Linked DNA regions of Homo sapiens: region 2 is linked to region 1. Evidence: chromatin loops called from intact Hi-C (ENCODE). Cell type or tissue: ascending aorta. All regions are shown on one strand.

Region 1 (8,000 bases):
TAACAGAAACAGAAGATGTTCCTTTAATGCAAAATCAGTTTTCCCTAACTTGTTGATTACACAATAAATTCTATCACAATTTTTTATTGTGTTAGGTAGTTTTTTAAAAGCCATTATTGTGTATTTCTAGTATTTCAGGCACTTAGAAGGAAAGAAAAGAAATATTACTTGCCCATTTAACTTGAATTATCATAGAATATAATTTGAGATTTTCGTGGCAATTGGAGCTCTCAGGTGAAAAAAAATATGACTTTGCCTGGGTGCAGTTGCTCATTCCTGTAATCCCAGCACTTTGTGGGGTTGAGACGGGAAGATCACTTGAGCCCAGAAGTTTGAGACCTGGGCAACATAGTGAGACCTCGTTTCTACAAATTTTTCTACAAAAAATCTTGTAGAAATTTTTTCTACGAAAAATTTTTCAAAATTAGCCAGGCACGGTGGTGTACACATATGATCCCAGCTACTTGGGAGGCTGCGTTGGGAGGATCGCTTGAGCGCAGGAGGTGAAGCTGCAGTGAGCTATGATCTCACTACTGCACTCCAGCCTAGGCAACAGAGCAAGACCCCAAAACATTTTTTTTAAGCTTTAAAAAAACCTAAATTTTGGCCAGGTGTGGTGGCTCACCCCTGTAATCCCAGCACTTTGGGAGGCTGAGGCAGGTGAATCACAGGGTCAGGAGTTTGAGACCAGCCTGGCCAATATGGTGAAACCCCATCTCTACTAAAAATACAAAAAAATTAGCTGGGCGTGGTGGCATGCGCCTATAATCCCAGTTACTCTGGAGGCTGAGACAGGAAAAGTGCTTGGAACCTCTGGGAGGCAGAGGTTGCAGTGAGCCCTGAGATCGCGCCACTGCACTCCAGCCTGGGCAACAGAGCAAGACTCCGTCTAAAACAAACAAACAAACAAACAAACCTAAATGAAGGACATCCGTAGACTTCTAAAGTCCTCATCCAACCTGATGCCTGGAGACTGGGTTTTGTTTTGGCTTCTTTTTGAATATTGAAGAATGTCATTTATGTGAACTTTCAGGACATTAATTCAATTAAGAGCTAAGAAGATAAGGTGCAACTGTTTTATGTATTTATTTTATAGAGATGAGGTCTCACTATGTTGCTCAGGCTAGTCCTAAACTCCTGGCCTCAGGTGGTCCTCTCTCCTCCACCTCCCAAAGTGCTGGGATGACAGGCGTGAGCCACCTCGCCTGGTCCAACTACTTTTTTTTTTTTAATGAGAGACATTTGAGGCAATTTTTGACGTAATTTTGGATAAAAGCATGCCTTTTTCCTAAAATATTTCAAATGAGACAAAATGAATTTATTGTATGAATCAGACCGTGACCCAAATTCTTCTGGGTCACTATTTACTTTTCTTACACAGCCAGTACCAGGGTCCACTTTCTCTTCTTTTCAGCCCCTCATTTCCAAGTTCCCCCGTCTCTTCATTCACCTGTCTGTTATACTGGCAGAATGATGACAGGCTCAGACCTGCGTGCTTTGAGAGAAAATCTAGCATGTTCTAGTACGCTAAGTTTGTGGCATGACATGTAGGCGTGTCCCCCTCAGCCTCTACCTCGGGATAGTTAACAAAACTCCAAAAGAGTTGGCTGTGTTCCCAACCAATGGCTCTGTCACTGCCTCACACACAGGGCCTCCCCATCTGTGTCCACAGTAATCATCGCTGTGGATGGCTCTGCCAAGAGCTCCCCTGTGTGGACTCCAGTGTTGCGGCTGCTCTGAGATGGCCTCTTCCTTCCCTTACTCCTGCAAAGCAGCAACCTCCCAGCATCAACGTGCGATGCTGGCCCTCAGCCGGCCCCCTTGGCTTCTTGGTGAACCTCGTGTTCCGTTTCTGACGCTTTTCCTGGTCTGGACCCTACTCACTGGCCCAGAGGGAGACACTCCTAGCCATTCCCTGTAAGCTGCCACTAAGTCCCGGAGGTCCCTTCTGGTTTCAGCACCAGGCAGCTGCCCGAGCTGCGAGCTGGGAGTTCTGGGCCTGATCCCGGCTCAGAAAGAGGAACTTCATCCATTCGCTCCTGGGCTGGCCCAGCAGCAGCACGCCAGGCTCTCAGACCAGTGTGGGGCCCAGAGAGCCCCACCCAATCCCACCAATTGGAATTAGGGGAGGGCAGGGACAGAGCAGAGGACAGGCTGGGAATGCCCAGAAGAGTGGATGTCGAAGCATCGTCGTTCACCAGGACCCAGTGTCTGCAAAGCTCAGCTCCCAGCCTGCCCCGGCCAGCTCAGCGACGCCCGTCCTGCAGCTCTGCATGTCAGAAGCCACTGGACGGGGTGCGTCAGTGGGGCCTCTGGGTACATCCTCCTCACCCTGCAGCATTAAACCAAAGTGCTAATGATAACACCCAGATGAGTGCCAAGTGGAAAAATCAGAGCCTTACCATCCTCTGTGAAATCCTGAGTCAGTTTCACGCTTTGTAGGCATTTTAGGATTCAGCCATCCGTGAGATGATCCAGTTATTCCAATCAAATTCCACCTTCTCAATCCATGCAGCAATCCTCACACCAAAAACCATTCTGGGAGGCGTAAGAGCTGTGACGCGGCTCTGACAGCGACCTCCCCGTGCTGATGGTCACTTTGTCCCCACAGGTTGCCAGAACCTGATGTTTTTGCTGTTCGTGGTGTTGGATGGCTGCAAAGGGGTGACGGCGGTTCAAGCAGGCTTCTGACTTGTCCGTCGTATCCCAAAACCGGCGTTTTTTCCACACACACTGGCTGAAGCTTCCTACCTGTGGGCTTGGGAGCTTGCTAGTCACAGAATAAGGAAATCCACAGGTGTTAAAGAATCCGTCCATTCCAAAAGCGTGGATGGTTTTTTTTTAATCATCATGTTTTCTAGAAATTGCTCGGTTTTTATTTCTTTCCTCCCCTCTAACCCTCTTCTTATCCGCATTTTCCCATCTTCTCTTTTCCAGAAGACGAGAACCCTGTGGAGAGGGAGACTCCAAGTTTCCCTTCAGTTCACAGGAAGAGAGTTGCCGTGCAGGAGCCTAATTGTAAATTTGAAAAAATTAAAAACTGCTTATGCTCTGTCAATTACCAAAACGAGGAAGGACTGTATCTGTGAAATACGTATATATTTTTTGAGATGGAGCCCCGCTCTGTCGCCCAGGCTGGAGTGTAGTGGCGCGATCTCGGCTCACTGCAACCTCTGCCTCCCAGGTTCAAGTGATTCTCCTGCCTCAGCCTCCCAAGTAGCTGGGACTATAGGCACAGGCCACCACGCCCAGCTAATTTTTGTATTTTTAGTAGAGATGGGATTTCGCCATGTTGGCCAGGCTGGTCTCGAACTCCTGACCTCAAGTGATCCGCCCACCTCAGCCTCCCAAAATGCTGGGATTACAGGCATGAACTGCTGTACCCGGCCTGGTTGTTGCATTTTAATGTACTGAGCCAAGCACCAGGCTCCAGGGACACTGCTACTAGGTGGCCTGTCCTTGGCTCTGATGCAGGCGCTTCCAGGAAGAATGGGCTGCAGCTCTGTGCAGCCTGCCTGTGCTGGGCCAATGTCAGCTCCCCTTGCTCGAACAGGATTGGCCAGAACACGCCCTGTGCCTGCGAGCAGCCTTGAATGCCACTGGGGATTTGAGGTTTAGGCGTCCCGTTCCTTGAGCAGGAACCTCTGCAGAAAGGCAATTAGAAGAACAAAGTGCCCTCTCCCTGACGGTCTGTCTCCCTCACACCAAAAAGGAAGGTGAAGCTTCCTTTTTAAGGAGACCCCTTTTTAAGAACCACGGGGTAGCTGTGGTGGTTCACGTCTATAATCCCAGTGCTTTAGGAGACCACAGTGGGAGGATCACTTGAGCCCAGGAGTTTGGAACCAGCCTTGGCAACAGGGGTTGGAGGCTGCAGTGAGCTATGATCATGCCACTGCACTCCACCCTGGGCAACATAGTGAGACCCCATCTCTACAAATGATATAAAAGGCACCTGGGGGTGGTGGTGCGTGCCTGTGGTCCCAGCTATTCAGAAGCCTGAGGCAGGAGGATCGCTTGAATCCAGGAGTTCAAAGCTGCAGTGAACTGTGATTGTGCCATTGCACTCCAGCCTGGGCACCAGAGCGAGACCCTGTCTCTTAAAAAAAAAGAAGAAGAAGAAACATGTATGAGATAGAGCGCTGCAAATCTGGTTCCAACTTTCTCTGTGATTTTGCTGGAATTTGTTCAACACTGAGCTCACAGACAGCAGTGAACCAAAACTTGTTTTCTTTGGACTGCTTTGAGCAAAAATAGAAGAAAGGGGCTCATTTTTTTCCAGTGATTTTTTATTTTTCATCAATAGTGCAGATCCAAAGTAAGTATTTATTCACTGGCCTGATTTCCCAATCTTTTAACTTAGAAGTATGATTGCCAGTTTCCTAGGTTTTTAAGAATACGCTGAAAACAAGCTGCCAAGCTTAGGAGCCGAGAACCATAGAAAGTTCTGTCCATGTGCTTGGATCAGATTTCCAGCACAAACTGTGATGTGTACATCGCTTAACTCGGAGTCTGACTTTTGTTAGCTGTTGTTGGATGAACAGGTGTGTGCAGCGGATGAGTAACATGATACAAAGAGAGGTTGTACTTCCGCTGGGAGGAGAATGGGCATTTGGGTTTTTGTTGTTGTTGTTGTTTAATTTCAGCCCAACTGTTTAGAAAGAAAATTCTTGCTGTCTTTACCACTTTGTGCTGCACAGGGAGGTGGGAAGGAGGATGTTAGACGTGCGTATTAACAAATGCTCTTATGGCTACATTTTTTGGTCCATGCAAAAAAAAAAAAAAAAAAGTTCGTCTTTTTTTTATCCAGTTATCAAACTTGTGTAAAAATAAGAAAGTATATCCTTAAATAGAATTGTGCCCTGGAAGGAACCCAGATGGCTCTCTTGAGATTAAAATAGTCATCCCAGCCGGGCACGGTGGCTCATGCCTGTAATCCCAGCACTTTGGGAAGCCAAGGCAGGAGGACTGCTTGAGGCCAGGAGTTTGAGACCAGCCTGGCCAACATGGTGAAACCCCCTCTTTACTAAAAATAACAAAAATTAGCTGGGAGTGGTGGTGGGTGCCTGTAATCCCAGTGACTCGGGAGGCTGAGGCAGGACAATCACTTGAACCCAAGAGGCGGAGGTTGCAGTGAGCCGAGATCACGCCATTGCACTCCAGCCTGGGCAACAAGAGCGCAACTCCGTCTCAAAAAAAAAAAAAAAAAAACTTAGGGACATCATTCTCAGTTTTTTTTAAAGGGTACTAGTTTTAGTTTTGATTTACCAATTTATGTTTCCGAGACGTTTTTTCAATGAAGTGAGTCACTTTTGAACTATTGTGAGGCACTCATTCTAATTTCATGGCTCTCAGTTTACAGGAACATAACATTTGATGCCAATGAAATTCATTAGAATTCTGCGCTATCCTGTGAACTGCGTGCCCATCTGTCTTGTATGTGTTTCCAGGGGTGGCTTACAATGGTCTTCGCCATGTACTGGATGGACGTGTACTTATTATGAATCCTCACACCCTGAGACCCAAGAGGATCCCTCGTAAAACAAGGCCATATCTGATTTGGATTAAAATCCCCACGGAGAACCTGATGTCACCCAGGAAAGTGCACGTCTCCTTGCGTGCTCTTGAGAAACGGTTGAGAAAACAGTCCTTCCAGCTCAGTAAATACCATTTTCTTTCTGTCTGCTCACCACCCTTGCATTTGCAATAAACCTGACAAAAACTTCCAGAGCGAAAATAAGAATGTTCATATTTGAAGGAGATGTTGGCAGACGGCCACAGACTTCAAGTACGCAAGCTCATTCCGCTCTTGCTTTTCTGCCAATAACTCCTTGGCCTCCGCGCACTCTGCACAGGCGGGGCCTGAGGACGGATCATGATCGTGTCCGATGATCACGGACCCGCCGGAGACTCTCAATGGAGAGGCGATGAGTCACAGCCAAGCGAACTTTCTCTGCTCCTGAACAAATTGCTTCTCCTCGTCGTCCCACTCCAAACCTAGAGGTGGGACAACCCCAGCATCCTGGGCGTGAACGCACCCAGCTTGATTGTCACATGGGGAATAGAGACCTCGCGCCTGCCTGGCATAGGCCAACCCAGTAATGTTCATTTAAAGCTGGCTTTACTAGTCCTTCTTCCACAATGAGAGGTGACCCTTCACTTCACCGAGAAAGGAAGGAAGAAAGGTAGGTGCAGGGAGGAAGTGGTGGGGCGAGGGGAGATGGCCTGAGTGGGGGTGAGAAGGAACGAGAAACAGGAAGGAGTCAAATGCCTTTACTGCTTTTAAAGTGGATTTGACGGCCAGTAGGATTACAGGCCGGGCGCGGTGGCACACATCTGTAATCCCAGCACTTTGGGAGGCCAAGGGGCGTGGACTTGAGGTCAGGAGTTCAAGACCAGCCTGGCCAACATGGTGAAATCCTGCCTCTACTGAAAAATACAAAAACAGGCAGGGTGTGGTGGCACACACCTGTAATCCCAGCTAGTCAGGAGGCTGAGGCACAGGAATCGCTTGAACCCAGGAGGCAGAGGTTGCAGTGAGCTGAGATCACGCCACTGTACTCCAGCCTGGGCGACAGAGCGAGACTCTGTCTCAAAAAAAAAAAAAAAAAAAAAAAGAATTAAGTTCGTCTCACCTTGTCCAAAAGCCATGGACACAGTTGAGATCACCTCAGGAGACCAAGGGACCAGCTCAGCAAGGGCAGGCCCCTCCCCACAACAACGGGTCCTGGAATGTTCCAGAAACATTTTAAAAATTGTGTTGTATGATATTTGTCAACGAACTCAGCCTCTACTGTCCCCACTCTTCTCCTGGTTGGCTGGACACAGCCGGACCCTTGGAAAGTGGGTGGGGGTAGGGAGAGTGGTCCCAGGAGTAGGGCCAAGGGCGGGAGGAAGGGGCTGATGACAGAGGCTATAAATAGCCAGGCAGCTGCTTGGCAGCTGGTGCAGGGAATTGTCTGGACGAGGGGATGGCGTCCAGGAAGGGAACAATGAAACGGCACCGGTCAGAGAGCAAACAGAGAAGGAGGCGGTGGGGTGAGGGCGCAGAGTCGCTCTGGTCCTTCCTCCCCGACTGGTGTGACCCTGCGCTTTTGGGGGCGCAGAGGGGAACCCTGGACAGCTCTGGAGGCAGCAGAGGGAGCCTCGTGCTTCACCTCCTTGGCCCAGAACCCACATCTGGCTCAGGACTGGACAAAAGAAAGACAGCCTGTCACCTAAGCTTTTGCATCGGAGGAGTCTGCCTGCTGGGGCGGTCGTGTTGTTTGCGCGTCAGTGTGGGCAATATTTTTAAACCCTTTAAGTTTTTGTTGGGGTGCAACTTCCATCAGTAAAGTGCACGTAGCTCGGTGAGTTTTCACACACTGATGCACCCATACAGCTATCACTCCGAACAAGATATACGACGTTTCTAGACGCTCAGCAGACTCCCTTTGCCGCCCAAGGGTCACCTCTGTTTCCATCACTGTCATCCTAGATTGCGTCTTCCTTTTGACTTCGGGGTTGAGTCATATCACAGAAATCATGCAGTAAGGACCGTTCTGTGTCTGGCTTCTTTCACTCATCAATCCGCCTAGGAGATTCCTCCCTGCCGTGTGCAGCAGAATTTTGTTTCTTTTCATTGCAGCATAATATTTCATCGCGTGAAGAGGCCATGATTTCTCCGTTCCGCTGAGGATCGATTGAGCTGTTTCCAGTTTGGGGCGCGATGAACAATGCCGCAGTGAGGATTCTTGTCAGTGCTGGCGTATCTCATGATAGGTTTGGAAATAAATTCTGATGGGAATTAAAACTGGTGTAACCTCTATAAAGGGCCATTTAGCAAGAACTGTCAAAATGTAAAAAACATGCGCCCTTCTGGGAATTACTTCTACAGATCTGCCCGAACATGCAAAATGTCTCATGCACCAGGTTCTTCTTTGCAGCATTTGTTTGCAAAAGCTGAGGTGTAGCAACAACCTAAATATCCATCAATAAATATTTATCCATCCATAGACTAGAAT
Region 2 (8,000 bases), 140 kb before region 1:
CCGCTGTGGAACATTCCAGAAGGCCCAACTCCAGGAATTCCCTTAGTAGGAGCCTTGCTTTCAACAGTGCCTCCTGGAGCTATGGGCCAGCCACTCTCTTTTCCAGCTTGCATCATATGTATTTGACTTAATTTTGTTTATAATCTGTTTCCACGCCACTGGAATGCATCTTAAGAGCAGGAATTTTCCATGTTTTACTTCCTGCTGTGTTCCTAGCGCTGGGAATATAGCCAGGCATATAATATATGTGTGATAATATTTGCTGATAAATGAATGAATAAATAAGTAAATATAAGCCTGGTATGGTGGCTCATGCCTGTAATCCCAGCACTTTGGGAGGCCAAGGCAGGCAGATCAGCTGAGGTCAGGAGTTCAAGAACAGCCTGGCCAACGTGGAGAAATGCCATCTCTATTAAAAATACAAAAATCAGCTGGGCATGGTGGTGGGCACCTGTAATCCCAGCTACTCGGGAAGCTGAGGCAGGAGAATCTCTTGAACCCAGGAGATGGAGGTTGCTGAGATTGCGCCCCTGCACTCCAGCCTGGATGACAGAGCAAGACTCTGTCTTAAAAAAAAAAAAAAAAAATATATATATATATATATATATATATGTACATATGTATTTATACATATATATAGTGTGTGTGTGTGTATATATATATATATATATATATATATATATATATGTAACTCCACATGTGAGTACCCTGTTATGTGTGAAACCACACCCCAAACATCTACACAGAACAAGCCTCCAGGTAGAGGAAAGGCAGTAACCGCTTTGCTGGAATGACTGAGTGGTTCATTAAATAGAGGCTCCGGAGGGTCTTGATAGGCTCTAGCAAAGGTGGTGGCCGAGAGGGCTGACCAGCGCATGGTGCCTGGGAATGTGAATGGGCCCAGGGGCGCCAGAGTGTGGACAGCTTGGGACTGTGGGCTCCGAGGTGCTGCGCTGAGGGCGTGGGGCGCAGGGCAGAAACACAGAGGACTGAGTGCTTAGGGGAGGCCCAGGAAATGTGGGGTTGAACGGCCTAGTTCTGGCAATTGTTTTTAAGCTTTGTAAGATGGAGATTTCAAGAAGTATATTTATCTTAATAATATTGTAGCTCCTGGTAATTCTTATTTGATTACCATTTATACACATGGAAAACCAGCATGCCTGTTTCTGGCAAAGCTCCAGGGTAGTCTTTGTGCATAATTTCCAGGATTTTTATGTAATGCTATTAAAATCTGTTCTTTTTTTTTTCCCCCTTCCAAAGCGGGGAAAAAGCAGCTTTTGAATCATTTATTTTCGTGTTTGAGTTGTTTGGGAAATATTAACTACATTTTCTAACACTCTAGCCTGGAGAAAGGAAGAAACCCCACATGCGTGTGATTTATTTCCTTGTGTATGGATATTAAATGCAATATACCATTAAGGCTATGACACTTTAAGTGAAAGTGTTTATTGCATGTTGATTCAGTTAGTTCGTACCCTATTGTGTTACTATTTAAAGTGTGGATTGCATCGCATTCTGGAACTTCATAAATGAGTTCTTTTTCCCATAAGGAAAGGCCACTGCTTCTGATGTTCATTAATGTGATTTTTGTGTGTGTGAATGAGCTGCCTAAAAACTGGGTGTGGTGAGGGTGGTTTCTGAAAGGGAAGCACTTTTATAGCATGATCTTATTTGAAAATTTAATTTGTTTTTGTAAATTAGCTTTTGGTCTTAATACATTTCCTCCACTAACAAGCACTTTTGGGCAAATAATTTAATCTCTCTGGTTCTGCTTTTTTCATATTGGTAAAATATAAAGTTTGAGATAGATATGCTTAAAATCTCCACCATTGTCTAAGTATAGCTGAGATTCTCACGTGATTGGGACATAGTGCTCATTCTTAATTTGAAAAGTGTTTTTTTCTTTGTCCTCTTGTTTCAACTACGAACTCTCATTTAGACACATTTAGCATAGGGAAGCTCCGATTTATAGAGCCACTAAATTGCAGGGCGTGTGTGAGATTTGTAACTTCATAAAAGATTCTTTACTTCCTTTAAATATAAATACGTAAGATTGAGTTCTAGAAGTATAATTTACACATGGTTTCCTGAGGATCACGTTTCCTGAATAAAGCAGGGTATCGTTAGAGGAACCCCATTTGATTTTTTTTTTTTTTTTTTTTTTGAGATAGAGTCTTGCTCTGTCACCCAGGGTAGAGTGCAGTGGCGTGATCTCAGCTCACTGCAAACTCCGCCTCCTGGGTTCAAGTGAGTCTTGTGCCTCAGCCTCTCGAGTAGCTGGGACTATAGTCATGCAACATCATGCCCGTCTAATTTTTGTGTATTTTGTAGAGATGGGGTTTCATCATGTTGCCCAGGCTGGTCTTGAACTCCTGAGCTCAAGCAATCCAGCTGCCTTGGCCTCCTAAAGTGCTGTGATTACAGGCGTGACCCATGGTGCCTGGTCTGGGAATCCTGTTTGATTTTGAAAGTCTGAGAAACACTTTTGAAATGGCTTGGAGAAAATGTGAAGTGAATAATTATTATTTTTTTAATGTGCTTCAGTTCCCATGTGAACATTATTTTAGAGAGAGATTGGAAGGTTAGTTGCCAGTAAAATGAATTTCACTGTGTTGGCAAGTTTTTCACTCGTAGGACTGAGTGAATCCTGGACTGACAGTGTTCTTACCGATGATTCTGTTGAGGAAGGACTTGCTTGCTCTTGTTGCTCTTGACGGTGAGCTTCTGGATCTACTGGCCCTATATTGAGTGTGCAAGGGGACGTGTTAGTCCTCTAGTTGTCCCCCACATTAATGCATCTGGAAAGTGTCTACCTTAGATGTTGTAATTAGAAATTAGAGGGCTGGGCGCGGTGGCTCACGCCTGTAATCGCAGCACTTTGGGAGGCTGAGGCATGTGGATCACCTGAGATCAGGAGTTCGAGATCAGCCTGGCCAACGTCCGAAACCCTGTCTCTACTAAAAATACAAAAATTAGCCGGGCATGGTGGTGCGCACCTGTAATCCCAGTTACTCAGAGGCTGAGACAGGAGAATCGCTTGAACCTGGTAAGTAGAGGTTGCAGTGAGCTGAGATTGCGCCATTGCACTCCAGCCTAGGTGACAGAGACTGTCTCAAAAAAAAAAAAAAAAAAATTAAATGTCATCAACATTGAAAGGAAACTCTTGGATTTTGTCAAAGATTTATAAAAAGTTTTGAATGATTTTATTTTTTTCATTCAGAAGCATAATTTCCCTCTTAAAATCCCTGATGTGGATCATTTGGTTCCCTGTCATTTCCATTTTCTTTGTTCAGAGTGTCTCTTCTGGATCTCCTGAGTTTCTGTGTGTGTTTTCTTCCTTTTTGCTCAAATGATGAGCACACATGAAAGCTTTTCCTCCTTTGCCTGGGTGAGGCGGTGTTCCAGGTGTGATCTGCAGTGCCTGATTATTATATTGTATTAATCTCCTCAATTTTATTTTCTGGCTTGTCTGCATTTTTCCTTTTCTTTCTTCTCCCTTTTTTTTTTCTTATTAGAGATGGGGGTCTTGCTGTGTTGCGGGGCCTCGAGCGATCGTCCCACTTTGGCCTCCCAAAGTGCTAGGATTACGGGCGTGAGCCACAGCGCCTGGCCTCCTTTTCTTTATAGTAATTTGAATGTGGTGATTTTAATCCTCCATGGTTTTCTTATCCTTCCTCAACAAACAGCAAAGAGGCTGCTGGAAAGCCACATGACATTTGCTGTGATTTGCACGGCTGATGGGAAAACACTACTTGGTTCTGAAGGACAGGGTTGTCATTGGATACCTTTGCCCTCTGACCCGAGTGAGAATCTCACCTGGACAAAGACCCGAGTTGTGAAATCACACAGAGAAAGTGTGATTCCGAACCTGCTGCTGTCCTGTGCTTCCTGAGGACAAGTGAGTGACTGACTCCGTGTGCCAGGAACTGCAGGAGGTTAAAAACTTTCAGAACTACCATGCAAATAAGAAATTTCAAAGGACTTTTCTCTAACACACATTTCATAGTGAACGTCTCAGCTGGATTAACATAATTAACGCTGTGTTCTTTCTGGCTCCTGAAAGAAATTGTGATTAGGAACACTTTCAGGGCTGATGAGTCTAAGGTATCAACTTTGTCCCTTCTGCCACTTGAAGTTCAAATGGAAATGTTTGCTTTCATAGCTCCAGTCATGATGTTACTGTATTTAGTAGCTATTAAGTTTCCAATTCCATAGACTCCTGGGAGAAGTTCCAGTTCGCACTAAGGCTTCTGTTGCATTTAGCACCACTGCCTATGGTGTGTGGAGCTTTCCTGAACAAGTAATAGCAGCAAGGTTCTTAGCTTAGTAATAATTTTAAGCTATTCTTTGATTTTTTAAACAATTAATTAATTAATTATTTTGAGACAGCGTCTGGCTCTGTCGCCCAGGCTGGAGTGCAGTGACGTGATCTCAGCTCATTGCAGCCTCCGCCTCCTGGGCTCAAGTGATATTCTCCAGCTTCAGCCTCCTGAGTAGCTGGGACTGCAGGCGCATGCCAACACGACTGACTAATTTTTGTATTTTTTGTAGAGACAAAAATACTTTTTTTATGTAGAGACAAAAAAAAAGTTGAATGATAAAATCTTTTATTACTTAATAATATACTTTGATTGAGATTTAGCCATTTCATTTTCACTAGTGTCCAGACGTTTTCCTGAAAGGCGTGATTCCATGAGATTTAATACTGAATTATAATTTGATGTAAATGTTTTATATAATCAGTTGTTTGTTTTTAAACAGTAGCCTCTTTTCTAGGCCTGCTCTAGGTTGATTAAATATTAAGTTTTCTGATCAGCCAGATCCTTAATAGAGAGCTTCGGGGACAGCAAATGGTTGAATATGAAACCAACCTCATTTGCCATGTTGTTAGATATAAATGTCAGTGATAGCACTTTCTGGATGGTTGAGTTTTCTGAAGAGCAGAGGATTTTCTCTTTTAATCAATCAGATAATTTTCTGTTTTAACCAATTCAAACATTTGATTTTATGTTTCTGAAATAGATAAAGCACTTTCATAAAAATGGACTGTGCCAAATAAGAGGTAATTTTCTTGATGACTCAGTTATTTTTGCCTCTTGTTATTTGGCTTTTACTAATATAGCAATTTCTCTATAAAAATAGGAATCTTTGCTTTTTTAAAAAAACTGAGATCATTCTGTTTTTCCAGTTCTTACATTTTAAAAAATAATTTTTTTGGCTTCTTTTGCTATCCATGTATGTAGCTGTTGGTGTGCTTTCCTGTATCACATTTGCTCCTGGTTTTTACTTCGTTACATTAAAAAACCAAACCAACAAGTAATTAAGCTCGTTCAGCCTGCAGATATCGTTTGATGGAAAGGGCTAAGGAGTCAGCCTTTGTGCAGGTTTTTAGTTGTCAGCTATAGTCTGAGTAAGTGAGGTTGCTAGGTACAGGCGTTCAGGATGTGTAAGATGTTATTACAGTTATTTTTAGTGTATTATTAAGGGGGAGGAGGAGAAAGAGAAATTTGAATCAAATTTGTGTCTTATTAAATAGGACACGTTTTCCATAAGACCAAAAGGGCATTTCTTTTGCTTATGTACTAGAAATAGAAAATGGAAATTAGATATTAGATTGTATAATCGAAAGTCAATTAGAATTAATGAACAATTCTATAACTAGTTATACTGTAAGCTAAAATGTGAATGTTAAATTAGGGAAGTATTGATTTTTATGAAAATTTACCAGAATTTCAGGAAAGGACTTTGCTTACTTTCCCAAGAAACGTCTGGTAGGAGTCACTGTAGAAATTTGGTGTGTTCTGTACAACACTGCCCAGGAGGAACTGGCCACATTTCTTCCTACTTGGTTCTTTTGTTTGTTTGTTTTTTGAGACAGGGTCTTGCTCTGTTGCCTAGACCGGAGTGCAGTGGCACGATCTCAGCTCACTGCAACCTCCGTTTCCTGGATTCAGGCAATTCTCGTGCCTCAGCCTCCCAAGTACCGGTGATTACAGGCACCCGCCACCACACCTGTCTAATTTTTTGTATTTTTAGTAGAGACAGGGTTTCACCATGTTGGCCAGGCTGGCCTTGTACTCCTGGCTTCAGATGATCTGCCCGCCTCGGCCTCCCGGAGTGCTGGGATTACAGGCGTGAGCCACAGTACCCAGCCTGCTTTATTTTTAATTGAAGCTAAATTCACATAACTTAATGATTTTTAAGGTGAACAGTTCAGTGGCATATCGCACATTCACAGTGTTGTGCAACCATCCCCTGGGTCTAATTCCGAAGCGTTTTCATCACCCCTAGAAGGAAACCCTACACCCACTAAGCAGCCACTTCCCAGCTCCCAAGCCCTAGCACCTGGCAGCCGCTGTGCTGCACTTTGCATCTGCAGGATTTACCGAGTCTGGGCGTTTCTTATACTTGGAATCGTAGGATACGTGGCTTTGTGTGTCTGGATTCTCTCGCTCAGCATGTTTCCAAGGTTCATTCATGTTGTGGCATGGAGTAGTACCTCCTTTTTGTTATGGGTGCATAAAATTCCATTGTATGGATAAACCACATTTTGTTTTTCCATTCTTCCATTGATGGACATTAGGGTTGTTTCTGCCTCTTGGCTATTGTGGATGGTGCTGCTGGGAACACTCGTGTACACGTTTTTGTTTGAGTATCTGTTTTCTCAGTTCTTTGGGGCACATACCTGGGCATGGAGTTGCTGGGTCACGCGGTAACTCTGTTTAACTTTTTGACAAACCTCTGCCACTTTTAAAATGAGGAACTTGGGCTGGGTGCAGTGGCTCACGCCTGTAATCCCAACACTTTGGGAGGCTGAGGCAGGAGGATCACTTGAGGTCAGGAGTTCGAGACCAGCCTGGCCAACAGGGTGAAACCCCGTGTCTACTAAAAATAGAAAAATCAGCTGCGCATCATGGCGCGTGCTTATAATCCCAGCTACTCGGGAGGCTGAGGCAGGAGAATCGCTTGAACCTGGAAGGCAGAGGTTGCAGTGAGCCGAGGTCATGCCACTGCGCTCCAGCCTGGGTGACAGAGTGAGACTCTGTCTCAAAAAATAATAAAATAAAATAAAATAATAAAATAGGAACTTATATGAAGACCCTGTAAAAAGTTACCTGTGGCAGTCCGATGTTTTGGAAAACATCTGAAAGCTTAGGTCAATTTGGTCATAGATGTGGCTGGCCATTATGTTTCTTGATTGAAATAATTACTTTGTTCACTACCATTCGGAATAGTTTTGTGATTAGGATAAAAATTATAATGTAGATATAAGAGCCTAGAGACTCTTTTTATATGAATGCATAAGTTTTGGCTGTTCCCTTCAAATTGGCATGAGGCTTGGCAACACTGGAATTGTGTGTTAGATAAACAGTTGGTATCTAGGGCAAGCTTGAAAAAAAAGTAGTATTTAAACATTGACCAAAAAAAAAAAATCTCAACAACTCTAGGAACTTCCTTGTTCAAATGAATCCACACCGTCTAAATACAGCGTGATAAAATTAGGCTTCCCTCTGGTTTCCGTGGGGTCGAGTGAGCCCTGAGCGTCTCGTGCCCAGCCAGGACTCTGCCTGCTGGCTGGCTTCGGAGCACAGGGAGGTGGGACGGTTTCCACGGCCAGCAGTGTTCCCACAGCACTTCCTTAATATAGAACGTTTTTAAAAGCAGCGTTGGCCACAGAAAAAGCTCAACTCCCAAACACTGTCATCAGTTCATAGTTCATTTTTATTTTGTTTTCATGTTGTTAAAACAAGAAATAGCATGTAAACATGTCTGCATTACCGAACATCAGTAGTGTTTAGGATAGAAGAGGAACACATTGAGTTTCTAAGTAGAAAAAAAATCTGTTCATCCTTAAAGGCAAAGGAAGGGGCAAGGTCCCTCCTTGAACAACTGGGTGAGGTTGGACGCCTCCAGCTGTATTTGCTAAGTTGGGCTTGGAAGTATCCATAGGGCGTGGGGGGCCTGCTCCAGGGCTGACCTCAGCTGGAGTCCCCTCCAAG

Evidence for each region. A loop is a pair of places that touch in the nucleus more often than their neighbours do. Peaks named below come from ENCODE experiments on the same cell type or tissue, not always from the same donor. Only the 100,000 strongest peaks of a DNase experiment are listed, where the experiment ranks them.
Region 2: it touches region 1 in a loop (2.4-fold over the local background); 2 of 110 quality-filtered maps call a loop at or near these places.

The regions. Positions count from the first base shown.
Region 1 is chr16:3,948,454-3,956,453 of GRCh38, reverse strand. It overlaps TRIDDENT (TRIM28 interacting DNA damage repair enhancing non-coding transcript), which reads left to right and starts at 6,010. Exons shown (of 2, transcript NR_120311.1): 1 at 6,010-6,182; 2 at 7,625-8,000. It also overlaps a transcript of ADCY9 not described here. In ascending aorta, no CTCF peak of the experiment used is centred here; DNase peaks (open chromatin) are centred at 3,503, 4,503, 4,923, 5,953 and 6 weaker places; H3K4me3 peaks cover 3,810 bases; H3K27ac peaks cover 6,295 bases.
Region 2 is chr16:4,090,141-4,098,140 of GRCh38, reverse strand. The region is part of intron 2 of ADCY9 (adenylate cyclase 9); the gene reads left to right. Among named protein-coding and RNA genes, the nearest start is that of ADCY9, 22 kb to the left of the region's middle. RefSeq lists a silencer at 3,699-3,993. In ascending aorta, no CTCF peak of the experiment used is centred here; DNase peaks (open chromatin) are centred at 2,250, 4,480 and 7,570; H3K4me3 peaks cover 3,625 bases; H3K27ac peaks cover 6,910 bases.